3 separate regions of the Homo sapiens genome follow, and regions 1 and 3 are each linked to region 2. Evidence: chromatin contacts called from ENCODE Hi-C or POLR2A ChIA-PET data. All regions are on one chromosome and are shown on one strand. Each heading gives the region's core, a stretch centred on a gene start or an enhancer-like site at or near the end of the contact. The rest is flanking DNA. Distances are from core to core; before and after follow the strand shown. Region 1 overlaps LINC02391 (long intergenic non-protein coding RNA 2391). Region 2 has its middle 62 kb from the start of BTG1-DT. Region 3 overlaps LINC01619 (long intergenic non-protein coding RNA 1619).

Region 1 (4,518 bases), core at 1,360-3,859, 130 kb before region 2:
GCCAGTGCAGGTTCATCAGTTTTAACAAATGTACCACTCTGGTGGGAGATGTTGATGATGGGGGAAGCTATGCACGTGTAGGAGAAGGAGGTATATGGAAAATTTCTGTACCTTTCATCCAGTATTGCTATGAACCTAAAACTGCTCTAAAACAGTCTACTTTTATTTTTATTTATTTTTTTTTTAAGTTAGGCACAGTGGCCCATGCCTGTAATCCCAGCATTTTGGTAGACCAAAGCAAGAGGATTGCTTGAGGCCAGGAGTTTGTGACCAAACTGGGCAACATAGCGAGACCCTGTCTCTACTAGACAGATAGATAGATAGATAGATAGATAGATAGATAGATAGATAGATAGACTCTCTTGAGGCCAGGAGTTCAAGACTAGCCTAGACAACGTAGCGAGTCCTCTTCTCTACAAAAAATTTAGAAATTAGCTGGGCATGGTAGTGCATACTTATAGTCCTAGCTACTTGGGAGGCTGAGATGGGAGGATTACGTGAGCCCAAGGATTCAAGACTGCAGTGAGCCATGATTGTGCTATTGCACACTCCAGCCTGGGCAACAGAGTGAGACCCTGTCTCAAACTAAAAAAAAAAAAATTCTTCGGAAAATTTCTGGTGTCATGATACTAGATCTACATGTAGCTTTTAATGATTAAATTACATAAGTAGTACCAAGAATAATTGTTGCCCTTATACTATTTTTAGTATTCAGGAAATCAACATAAAGAAGAAGATTTTTTTTAATTTATAGATTTAAAAAAAATTAGACAGAATTTTAAAACTGTACATTATAGCCCAATCAGTATATTATAATAGTGTATTAGCTCTGGAGTGCTGGCGTGGCACTAATGCTTATCACCATCACCAAGGCCAGCTCAGCAGCAATGACCTCAGAGCCTTGCTTGGTCTGATCTAGAGGAGTCCTCACAATGTGTGGACTGCTAGGACCTTGAACCCAGGCTGCACCTTGGGAGAGGAAGCAAGGGAGGTACTAAGAGCCAGAGTTGATACATATATAGCCTAATGCTTAGGTGGATCTTTTGCATTGCATGTTTGCTGCTTTGATAGTAATTCCAAGGATACACAACTTTAGCCAAGAAAAAAATCATTATTCTCTCCAATTTCTCGGCTTGGATCAGCCTTTGTGGCCTGTCCCAGTTCTACTGATTTAACTAGAAATTTTTATATAATCACATTAAGCCTATGGGGACAGGAGTTGATGTAAAAGAAAGATATCCTCATTTTACCTGGAGGAGGTCATTATTCAGTGGTCAGTAAGTTTTCAAAATAATCAAGAAATAGCTATATATATATATAGAGAGAGAGAGAGAGAGTATACAAATATGGAAATAAATAGAAGAAACTGCTGAAATGTTTGAAAGTAAGGAATGGAATTGGGAATGAGAGGGTAAGAAGTTTATATTAAACGTTTTGTTGTATTTGAGTTTTTAGAATTGTGAACATGTATTGTGTTAATTTTTAAAAAGTAAATGAAGTTTTAAATTAAATGCCTAATATACCTAGTAGGAAGTCAAGGTTTCCTTTTTGTGTTATTCCCAATTTTTATGTTTCTAGATAGGCACCTGACTTCCTCCTGTTTTTTGACAATTTCTGCACAAGAAATTACTAATTCACTATGATCTGAGGGCCATGCAGACTGCCCTAGATAATCTTGAAATTTGCTAAACCATTATAAAAGGTTTTCTTTTAGGTAAATTTCAATCCCTTTACCATTCAAAATGTTGCTAACTGAAAGCATTTTTACAAATATACAGTTAATTGAAATCTGGAAAAGTAATGAGCTTCCTTATTTGCTTATATGCAATTCCCAGTATCACACATGTAATTTAAAGATTACCTACTACCTGCAGATATTCTTCTTACCATGTTAAGGCAGAGACCACCCTCTTCCCATTTCCTATGCTGGAGGTGAGACAGATGGAAGCATTATTATAAATTAAGATCAGTGGTGGGTAGAAATTTGGCAATTCAATTAGGAAAATTACACACCAACGTTACGCTTGTTACCAAAACTTCTTTTTTTGCAAATCACCAACTTCTCCTTCCTCTAATTTTTGGGTAAACAAATTAACGCTGAGTGTTATCGGCTGGCCCGTGGGTTTTCCTGCAATATATTATCAGGACTCTGTCAGTGAAATGCGCGTCGTTGTCCGTACATTAGTTCCTGAGACTTGCAGGAGTTGTTGCAACTTGTTCATTCCAGTGTTCAAATAGTTCAGCCGTTGTGTCAACATGTTAGGGGCCAGTCTCTGATCATGATGGGCCAGGCTCACTCTTTATTATTGCGGGTGGATTCCCTTTCATTTATGTTCAGACTGCAGATCAGCCTCTACCAAAACAAATTGGCAGTGAAAGGTAGAATATTTCTTGTTGAAATTGCCAGGGGAGTCAGTACAGGGTCTGGATAGGATTTCACAGAAGATTGGAAATGGTATCAGGTAAAAAATGTGAGTTAATATTGAGGGCGATTCCACCAGCTTGCTCCTGTCTCTGCTTTAAGAGTAAGGAAATACAGTCACTGATTACAATCATGGCTGTAGTCACTGAGGCTTACAGTATGCCCAGACAGGCGTGGTTTTAAGTGCTCTGTCTTATCTCATTTAGTCCTCATCACATCCGTAGGTGGTATTTCACTTTCATTGGAGTAAATAAAAGAATGCCTTAAAAATGCTTAACACAGTGCCTGACAGTGTATAAAGAAACATTAGCTTATTATCATTGCTAATCATCAATAACGGCTCGATAATGTCTTTTGGAAAAGCTCTGTCTTTTGGAATCCTGCCAGTCCAAGGTAGACTCTTTCCCCTTGGGGGAAGAATGCAAAGGGTGGAATAGAAAACTCTGTTGGAAGTTTACATTCCTATATTTTAGTGGCTAACACGCTCAACAGATGAGGGAAAGACAAAATAAATTTTTCAACACTAATCCTAGTAACTAAAGTATGTCACATGTCCAGATGCTGATTCCATGTGACTTGGCTGGGCCAACACCTACCTTGCCAATCTAATACTGACATTTTTCGCCTAGTAACCAGAGACTCAATCTTACAGCCCCCACTTTCCGAGGAGGGAATGAGATGCTTTGTTCAAACAGAGGTGAGCCTTGTTAGATGTTGCAGAGGAAATTCAGACATCAAATAAATGCCCTTTAATGCTGCTTGTCACTCAGAACTTGTGATGCTAAGAACACACAATGTTAACTTTTTTTAAGGAATTAAGTGGAAGACTCCACCACTGTATTGCTAAAAAGATGTAACCAAAGGCAAGTGTAGCTTTTGGAAATTTAATTGAACTTTAATTAAAATCTTTAACTTTGCTAAAAAAAAAACTGCCATAAAAATAGACATTAAATAGTTAAGCATTTGATTCCTGAGTGGTTACAGTTGTAGTGGACAATGGGCATGATGGAGGCCTGTGATTAAATCAAGGGCTTTGGCCCAAGCAGATAACACTGGGATTAAAACATGGTCCTGACCACACCTACTTTTGTCACTTTAGGGAAGTTATCTCTTTATGTGTGCATTTTCACATCTGTAAGATATGAAACTTCATGGAATTGAGAGACAGGACTAGCTGGATTTCCTGTGCTGACTAAGAATTCCTAAGCCTAGCTGGGGAAGGTGACCCCATCCACCTTTAAAGACGGGGCTTATAACTCAGCTCATACCCGACCAATCAGGTAGTAAAGAGAGCTCACTAAAATATCAATTAGGCTAAAAGCAGGAGGTAAAGAAATAGTCAATCATCTATCGCCTGAGAGCACAGGGGAGGGATAATGATCGGGATATAAACCCAGGCATTCGAGCCAGCAGTGGCAACCCACTTTAGGTCCCCTCCCATTGTATGGGAGCTCTGTTTTCACTCTATTAAATCTTGCAACTGCACACGCTTCTGGTCCATGTTTGTTCCAGCTCCAGCTGAGCTTTTGCTCACTATCCACCACTGTTGACCGCTGCCATCGCAGACCCACTGCTGACTTCCATGCCTCTGGATCTGGCAGGGTGTCTGCTGTGCTTCTGATCCAGGGAGACACCCATTGCCGCTGCCAATCGGGCTAGAGGCTCGCCATTGTTCCTGAGCGGCTAAGTGCCTGGGTTCCTCCTAATCGAGCTGAACACAAGTTGCTGGGTTCCACGGTTCTCTCCCATGACCCACGGCTTCTAATAGAGCAATAACACTCACTGTGTGGCCCAAGGTTCCATTCCTTGGAATCTGTGAGGCCAAGAACCCCAAGTCAGAGAACAAAAGGCTTGCTGCCATCTTGGGAGTGGCCCGCCACCATCTTGGGAGTGGCCTGCCACCATCTTGGGAGCTCTAAGAACAAAGACCTGCCCGTAGCAGAATCTTTATGAGGATTCTATGAGATTACAGCTTTGAAGTACTTGGAACATAGTAGATACTTAATAAATGACAGTTATAATGATAATGGTCACGAAGAAGGGATCCAGGAAGTACCTTGGGTTCCATAAATTTGGTGTAACAGAGGAACCATTGT
Region 2 (4,091 bases), core at 187-2,686:
TCTGACAATAGCAGTAAAAACCATTTACCCACACTCAGTGGTCTATTCTAGTTTCTACCATCTAAATGATGGTCGGACTCCATCCGAAATATGAGTTTAGGCCATAGCCAGGTTGACTTGCAGAACACTGTTTTAAAATGGGATCAAGGGAGGGCAATAACAGATCTGCAAAGGAGAGAAAACCTAATCATTCAAAAGCAGTTCTGAGCATGAAGTAAGTAATATGTCCACTCAGAGGTATTGTTAATTTAGGATCAAAGTCTAAAACTGGAGTCCTGCGGACAAGCTGGAGAACAAATTTAGGCATAGGGCTGGTTGAGTGGAGCACCTGGAGCCAGAGAAATGCAGAGCAGCAAGGCCCAGCAGCCCTTCCTGAGGATGATACAGATAGTGAAGAGAGGGTGGAAGGAAGGAAGCAGAATGGGATGGGGGCGTGAACATGAAGTGAACAAGAGAAGTTGCTAAACATTTCCCTCAATACTTGGCCCTGTGGATCACTTGCATCTGAATCCTCTGGGAAGCATGTTTCTGGCCGGGTGCAGTGGCTCACACCTGTAATCCCAGCACTTTGGGAGGCCAAGGTGGGTGGATCACTTGAGGCCAGGAGTTCAAGACTAGCCTGGCTAACATGGCAAAATCCCATCTCTACAAAAAGTACAAAAATTAGCCAGGCATGGTGGCTCCTACCTGTAGACCCAGCTACTCAGGAGGCTGAGGTGGGAGGATCGCTTGAGCCCAGGAGGCAGAGGTTGCAGTGAGCCAAGATCACTTCACTGCACTTGAGCCTGGGTGACACAGTGAGACCCTGTCTCAAAAAAACAAAACAAAAAAAAAACTTCTGGAAAACATGTTTCAAAAACAGATTCTCAGGCCCCACCCCAGACCTCCTGAATTGAATCTTCACAAGTGAAGCCTAGGAATGCAGACTTTAAAAAAAAATGCATTCTAGGCAGCTTTTATTGCATTTTGTATTATTTACTTATTTATTGAGACAGTGTCTTGCTGTCACCCATGCCCATGCCATAGTGAGTGGTGCGATCATGGCCCACTGCACCCTTAAACTCCCAGGCACAAGCGATCCCCCAACCTCAGCCTCTCGAGTAGCTGGGACTACAGGTGCACACAACGACACCCAGTTAATTTTTTATATTTTGTAGAGACAGAATCTTGTTGCCCAGGCTGACCTCGAACTCCTGGGCTCAAGTAATCCTCCCACCTCAACCTCCCAAAGTGCTGAGATTATGGGCATAAACCACTGCACCCGGCTGGGATATAAACTTTATACACGGTCCCCAAGTATCTGAAGCACACTTATATTTGTGTGCTAAGCTCCTTACTGGTATTGTTTTGCTTAATCCTTCAACAGCTCTATAAAGCATGTGCTATTCTTATCCTCTCCCCACAGACAGGAAACTGTGATTCAGAGAAGCTGACTGACAAGGCACAAAGACAAATGTGGCAAAGTCCAAACGCAAACTTAACACATTCTGATTGCAGATTTCTGTGATAGTAATCACTCTAGACCAGAGGTCTTCAGACTTTTTCTACAAAAGGGTCAGTTAATAAACATTTAAGATGTGTGGACTAAATAGCCTTTGTTGCAACTACTCAACTTTGCCACAGAGAACATGTAAACAAACGGACACGACTAGGTGTTCCAATAAAACTTTACAAAAATGGGCAGCAGGTCTGAAGATGCCTGCTGTTGACTAAGCATTGCTTTTCTTTTCTTTTCTTTTTTTTTTTTTTTTTTTTTTTTGAGACGGAGTCTTGCTCTGTCGCCCAGGCTGGAGTGCAGTGGCACGGTCTCGGCTCACTGCAAGCTCCGCCTCCCGGGTTCACCCCATTCTCCTGTCTCAGCCTTCCGAGTAGCTGGGACTACAGGCGCCCGCCACCACGCCCGGCTATTTTTTTGTATTTTTAGTAGAGACGGGGTTTCGCCATGTTAGCCAGGATGGTCTCCATCTCCTGACCTCGTGATCTGCCTGCCTCTGTCTCCCAGAGTGCTAGGATTACAGGCGTGAGCCACCACGCCCCGCCTAAGCATTGCTTTTCAAAGTGTCATGCTCAGAACAGTAGGATCCTAGGAACTTGTTAGAAATGCAGACTCTTACTCATTCCAGACTTGCTGAATCAGAATCTGCATTTAACAAGGTCTCAATGTAATTTTTATGCACATTAAAGTACGCGACTTCTACTCCAGGGCATTTACAAAGGACTTCCCTGAAAGCTGCATTTAATGCCTTTGCTGTCCCTCCTTTTAGGTGCATGAACTCATCTTCTGATAGTAACTGTGTTGATTGCCTTCCACAAAAGTTAAAAAGTAAATAAAGCTGGGTGTGGTGGCTCATGCCTATAAAAATCCCAGCATTTTGGGAGTGCTTGATCTCAGGGTTGAAGACCTGCCTGGAAAACATGGCAAAACCCCATCTCTACAAAAAATACAGAAATTAGCCAGGTGTGGTGGAGGGTGCCTGTAGTTGCAGCTACTCTGGAGGCTGAGGCAGGAGGATTGCTTGAGCCTGGAGGTTGAGGCTACAGTGAGCCATGATTGTGCCACTGCATTCTAGCCTGGGTGAAAAAGTGGGACAATGTCTCAAAATAAATAAATAAACAAACAAACAAATAAATATAAAAATAACTTATTAAATTGATAGTGCTTATTATACATGCTATCTTAAAAACAAAGATATAACATCACAATTTATATTTACCTTCTAAAAAGTACTGAGGTAAGTAGATAAAAAGTGCTTTATGAGTTGTTTCCCTTTTCTATACAAATCTCAAGGCCTTATACCGGAGGCATTGAATCAGAATCTCTGGAGATGAGACCTGGAAGCTGCATTTTAACAAGTTTCTCAGGTGATTCACATTTAGATAATCAATAGGTGCCCACTCTTCAGATCTGGGGATTACTGCATGAAGAACATACAGACATGAATTTTGGAGAGAGGGGTTTAGTCCTCCACTAATTAGATGACCTTGAATAAGTTAATTGACCTCTTTGGACATCACTTTCTTCATTCAAATGGTGGTTCCAAACTTTAGTGTCCATTAGGATCATCTTGACCAATGCAAACATTCAGAGAATCCACCACTGTATAATACCATGAACAAAGGGTTGAGTAAGTAAATGAGGGAGAAAGGACAGCTCTTCCTGACAGCACAGTGTCAACTACTATATAGAGAAGCGGCCACAAAGTTAGAAATCATCAATGGATGCTAAAACTAGTGGTAAAATTTTAATGAGGAACAGGATATTTACATAGTTTCAAAGTATCTCCTTGCAAATTAATTATTGATTACAAAGTAAAATATAGTAACTCTTCAGTAGATAAACCTGGCAGACAGCACTGTAACTGACCAAAGCTAATATCACCAACATAAGGACAAAGTGACATCATATGCCTCTTGAGGTGATGCAACAAGAACACAATGCCACTTAGTGACATTCCTGCCAAAATGCATAACCTATACTAAATATGAGGAGACATCAGACAAACCCCAGCTGAAGGGAACCCTAAAAAGTAATTGGCACACAATCTTCAAGAATTTCAAGGTCAAGAAACAAAGAAAAGTTAGTGTTGGGATTACAGGCATGAGTCACCGTGCCTGGGCCAGTTTTTAAAGCAAAGTAAGAATCAATGCCACATCAAATGTACACATTAAATGTATACGTTATATTCATTTCAAATTTCAGAAAGATTAAAATGTGAAAAATATGACTTTTAAGCTTACAGAAATAACAGTGTAAGCTTTTGGGGGACTATAAGACTTTACAAGTGTGAAATAATTAGGTAATTATTCTGCTTCATGACACTTCTATTAATTTCAATGGGTTATTTATTAAATTATGTCATAATGACTCCCCTAAGTGATAGTCAATTCTATAAGATCAGTCTCAGTATTTAGTTTGCATTTGTATTAGCTGTGAACAGTGCATTAGCGAGATTGTATATTACAATAGTCATATGTCTAAAGCAGAGTTTCTCAACCACCAGTGACATCATGAATCAGATAATCCTTTGTTGTGAGGGACTGTCCTGTGGCATTGTAAGATGCTGAGCAGTAGCCCTACCTTGGTCCCCTAC
Region 3 (4,014 bases), core at 248-2,747, 170 kb after region 2:
AGCAAACCTATTTCTTTGGCCAGGCCTTGCCACTGCTGCACTGTTTCATTTTTTCTAACAGAACCTTGTCCTTATAGGTCAGGCAGGGTGACCATCATCTGCAAGCACTTTGTCCTCTCTGACTTCAAAACAACCAATTTATGATGACACGGACAAGTCAGGAGACTCAGAGCTAAAACGAACAGGATTTTGTAGATCTAATGAAGACTCTGTCAGGCCTCATTTTGATCTGGTTAATGAGGATCTGATTGAATTTGCCATCGTGAGGTCTTCTGGGCCAGTAAACGATTTCCCTTATTTTTCTGCACAGAAACAAGGATGAGGGCGAGTTGTCAGTGTAAGCATTTGTATGTCATAAGTTGTCAGACATCATGCATTTGGTGGATGATTTGCTAGGTCATCTCAGAGAGATCATTTAATCTTCTTGTGTTTTAGTTGTTTACATCTGTGAAAGCATAATTACACATATGGGGCTTCCAAGGAAAGTTTTATTAGTGAAAATATGTAAGGTGTATTAATTTGAGGGGCTTTTGCAAAAGAGCTTTGCATCACTTTTTGCTAGACAAAGTGTCATCTTGAGGCGGTATAGAAATTCGATGGCAAGATAGTCTGAGAAAAAGTGCTTGCCAAGGAAATATCAGATCTGAAGGAAGGGAGGGGTCATTCCTGGTATTCCATGCATTTGGAGGTGACTTCTGACAGGGCTTGTTGGTACAGTATTTTCTCTGAGAGAAAAACTGAAATCATAAGAACACCATTTGGGAGCCCAAATTCAATGTATCCACAATTAAAAAAGACAAATTCTTATATGCTCAGCTTCAGATTATGAATTACCAATAACATCTTGATGGTTTTGTTCTTTTGCTTTGAGGGGACTTTGGTGCTGAAAACACTCAAAACTCTGCTTTTCACAGGCAGCACGTAAACAACAGCAAACCTGGAAGATGTTAGTCCTTCAAGATGTGCAGGTTAGCACACTCTGGTTTCATTGTACTCTCTTATGATCCAGTAGCCTCAGATCCCCCAGACCAGGTATACTTTTATAAATACATACAGAACCAATCAATATTTATTTTTGGGTCACTAAAACTATTCTAGCAAATTCCTTAATAAGGTCTCTAGATGAAAATACATCTGAAACCAAAGAATAGTTTTGCTTTCACAACTTCCAGTTCCGATATTTTAAAACACTGATTTAAACCTTTTCATATGTAACAAGTGAGACTCGGGGGGGAACCCTGTATTTCACCTTGCTGCTTACCCACTCTCTTTCTCCTCCTTCCTCCACCCCCTTGAAACTGCAAGCATGAATTCTGTTGCTTTCATCTGTGTGAATTTCCCGTTGGCAGTGCCCCAACTCTCGGAATCATTCTGTTTCCCCCAAGGGAATCAGCAGATGTTCCTTGTGTGATTGATGTACCGTGTGCTGTTCGGCTTTGCCTGGGCTTGTCCACGTGTCCTCCAAAAATGTAAACAGAGGCGCTGCAACTGTGCCTCAAAGTGGCAGGCAGGGCGGCAAGTCGGTAACAAAACCAAACAAATGCAGGAAATGTTGCTCCTTCCTGCAGTATGTGCAGGAGGGTGGCTCTCTCATGATACAGTTCTAGCTGTAGTATCTGAACAAGGTGGGTTCTATGGTGTAAAAAGTCACTTGTTAAGTGCTGTGACAATTTGTCAATCTGTGTTACTTCACACTGAAAAAATTCCCAGCAATGTCATTTCTGCCAGTATCACGGGAAATAGTTATGTAGTTAAAGTTTTAAAAGCTAAGTTCACTGCATATTGTTTATAATAGTTCAAAAGTGGGATGGAATTAAATGTGTAACAAGAATTTGGTTAAAAAAATCATGATATGTGTCTGTTTATATCTCTTCCAGATATATCTATTTTTACCATTTAAAATGAGGGTGTAAAACAGTGGCCTTAAAAATTTTTGATTGTGGGCACCCTTGGGGAGCTCAATAAAAGCTGTGAACCATCTCCCTAGAAAAATCTCCATATGCTCAACATTTTCATGTAATATAAAGAGATTTAAACAGGAACCTGTCTATCACTCAAAGGTTAAGAACTCCTAGTATTAAGAATTTAGTAGAAATAATATTTAATAATTTAGATATATGGAGTAGTGGAACAAGCAAGTTATAAAAGTATGATTCAGCCAGGTGCAATGGTTCATACCTGTAATCCCAGCACTTTGGTTGGCCAAGGCGAGAGGATCACTTGAGCCCAGGAGTTTGATAACAGCCTGGGCAGACTCTGTCTCTACTAAAAAAAAAGAACTAGGTGTGGTGGCAGCATGCACCTGTAGTCCCACATACTCTGGAGGCTGAAGTGGGAGGATTGCTTGAGCCCAGAAGTTCAAGGCTGCAGGAAGCCACTGCACTCCAGTCTGAGAAACAGAGCCAGCCCCGTGCCTCAAAAAAAATAAATAAATAAAAATAAAAAAAAGACTATGATCACATTTTTGTAAAAATAACCCCACCATATATAGTTAAAAAAAAGGGGTGGGGGCTTTGAAAAGCTGAACATTTAGATGCTAATGATGGCTTCTCTGGGGATGATAAGTTTTCTCTGCAAGTCTTCTTTTCTCTTTCCCTTCCTCCCTCCCTCCTTTCTTCTTCTCTTTCTTCATTCATGTCTCCCTCTCTCCCTTCTTCTCCTTGTTTTCCCTTATTTGTATCTTCTAACTTTTCTACAATTAAACAAAAACTACCTTTATGAAAAGAAATATGTCATGTAAGTTTGTTTTAATTAAACAAAAATGCTGTAATCAGCTTTGGCAAGTATGTTAGAACATCTGGGGACATTTCCAGCACCCCTCTTCATTCACCGCATGGTGAAACACTAGGAAGAAGTCACATTAGAATGAAGGGACACTATTTCTGAGTGAGACATGGTTAGGGCCATATAAAAAGAAAGCAGTTAGATAGATATATTTTCAACATAAAATACAGATAAAACATATTTAAAAGAGTCAAAATGAATCAAAATAAATACGTGCCCAAACCATATGTGGTGACCAAAAAGGGCCAGCTACATGTAAACTTTAGCTTGACATCAAGAACATTTCTATTCTTGGAACGTCCTTTGGTGATACCTATGGCAAGTCAACATCTTAAGGGGTTATGAATCCAATATTCCTATTTCTTTCACCTTAGAAGGGAGAAGTTGTTCCATCTTTGCAGACCTTGTTCTCTCAGTTTGAAGGTGAAGTTTGCATTTCATCTGTTTCTTGGCAACTATCTTTAAGAAAACAAAAGTTAAGTTTTGGACTGCAAGTATATCTGCTTGGCATTCATGCTCTCTTTCTTGAGTAACAGGCCCCCCTTATCTTCTTCGGGTCACTCCCTTCTCCCTTTTTCAATTCTGTGGGTTTAGTGTGGCTGGCATCACCCTCCAGCTCCAGGTTGAGCACACGACTCAAGCTTGGTCAGTTTGAGTTCTCCCTCTCTCTCTTCCTCTCTATCTCTCTGCCACAGTGATTGGTCAGAGATGGAAGGGCATATGATCCAATAAATGAGGTATAGAGAGCGAGCTTTTGATAGGGCCAAGGTTTCTCAGGTGGGAAAATATAAGTGTAGAATTGTTCTGAAAAAAGGCTGCAGAAGAATGAAGGCAAAACAGCAAAACAAAGGCACAAGATGGAAGAAGGTGGGGAAAAAGATTCGGGTGAGCATCAAGACCTGGGGCTTCATTTCAGTGCCCAGGTCCATATGTGCCTGAATCTAACTTGCCGTTGAAGTTTTCAATCATGTGGGGCAACAATTTTCCTTTTATGTTTAGGTCAGTTTGACTGAGATCGGTTTTACTTACAATCAATTGAGTCCTGATTAATATACTGATTTAGTAATAATAATAATACTTACTGAGTATGTCTTAAGTGACAAAACTTGTATACAACCTTTATATGCATTCTCTTATTTAATTATCACAATAGTTCTTTTTAAGAAAGGAAACAGGTTCAGAAAGGTTAATTCACTTTCATAAGATCCCTTGATGAGTAGAAGTAGACCC

What was found. Hi-C counts contacts between places; a loop is a spot of excess contacts on that map. ChIA-PET counts read pairs that join two places held with the same protein, here RNA polymerase II (POLR2A). Pooled maps may share reads with other maps.
Region 1: a pooled map shows a loop between it and region 2 (2.3-fold over the local background). The contact joins two enhancer-like sites. A Hi-C loop is called at or near these places in 4 of 50 pooled maps. POLR2A ChIA-PET finds 5 or more read pairs at or near these places in 3 of 52 experiments (HEK293T, OCI-LY7 and T-cell).
Region 3: a loop to region 2 is called in a pooled map, with 4 times the contacts of the local background. The contact joins two enhancer-like sites. A Hi-C loop is called at or near these places in 1 of 168 maps with a recorded cell type or tissue (naive thymus-derived CD4-positive, alpha-beta T cell) and 10 of 50 pooled maps. POLR2A ChIA-PET finds 5 or more read pairs at or near these places in 3 of 52 experiments (CD4-positive, alpha-beta T cell, CD4-positive, alpha-beta memory T cell and activated naive CD4-positive, alpha-beta T cell).

The regions. Positions count from the first base shown.
Region 1 is chr12:92,339,167-92,343,684 of GRCh38, reverse strand. The region is part of intron 2 of LINC02391 (long intergenic non-protein coding RNA 2391); the gene reads left to right. Among named protein-coding and RNA genes, the nearest start is that of LINC02391, 22 kb to the left of the region's middle. Within about 2 kb of position 2,609, at least 2 of the 41 ENCODE cell types and tissues checked have a DNase peak (open chromatin) inside an H3K27ac peak, as active enhancers do.
Region 2 is chr12:92,206,121-92,210,211 of GRCh38, reverse strand. No RefSeq gene overlaps it. Among named protein-coding and RNA genes, the nearest start is that of BTG1-DT, 62 kb to the right of the region's middle. RefSeq lists an enhancer at 1,079-1,168. Within about 2 kb of position 1,436, at least 12 of the 41 ENCODE cell types and tissues checked have a DNase peak (open chromatin) inside an H3K27ac peak, as active enhancers do; they include CD4-positive, alpha-beta T cell, where a contact is called at or near this core.
Region 3 is chr12:92,032,499-92,036,512 of GRCh38, reverse strand. The region is part of intron 1 of LINC01619 (long intergenic non-protein coding RNA 1619); the gene reads left to right. Among named protein-coding and RNA genes, the nearest start is that of LINC01619, 110 kb to the left of the region's middle. RefSeq lists enhancers at 1,213-1,522, 1,246-1,540. Within about 2 kb of position 1,497, at least 27 of the 41 ENCODE cell types and tissues checked have a DNase peak (open chromatin) inside an H3K27ac peak, as active enhancers do; they include CD4-positive, alpha-beta T cell, where a contact is called at or near this core.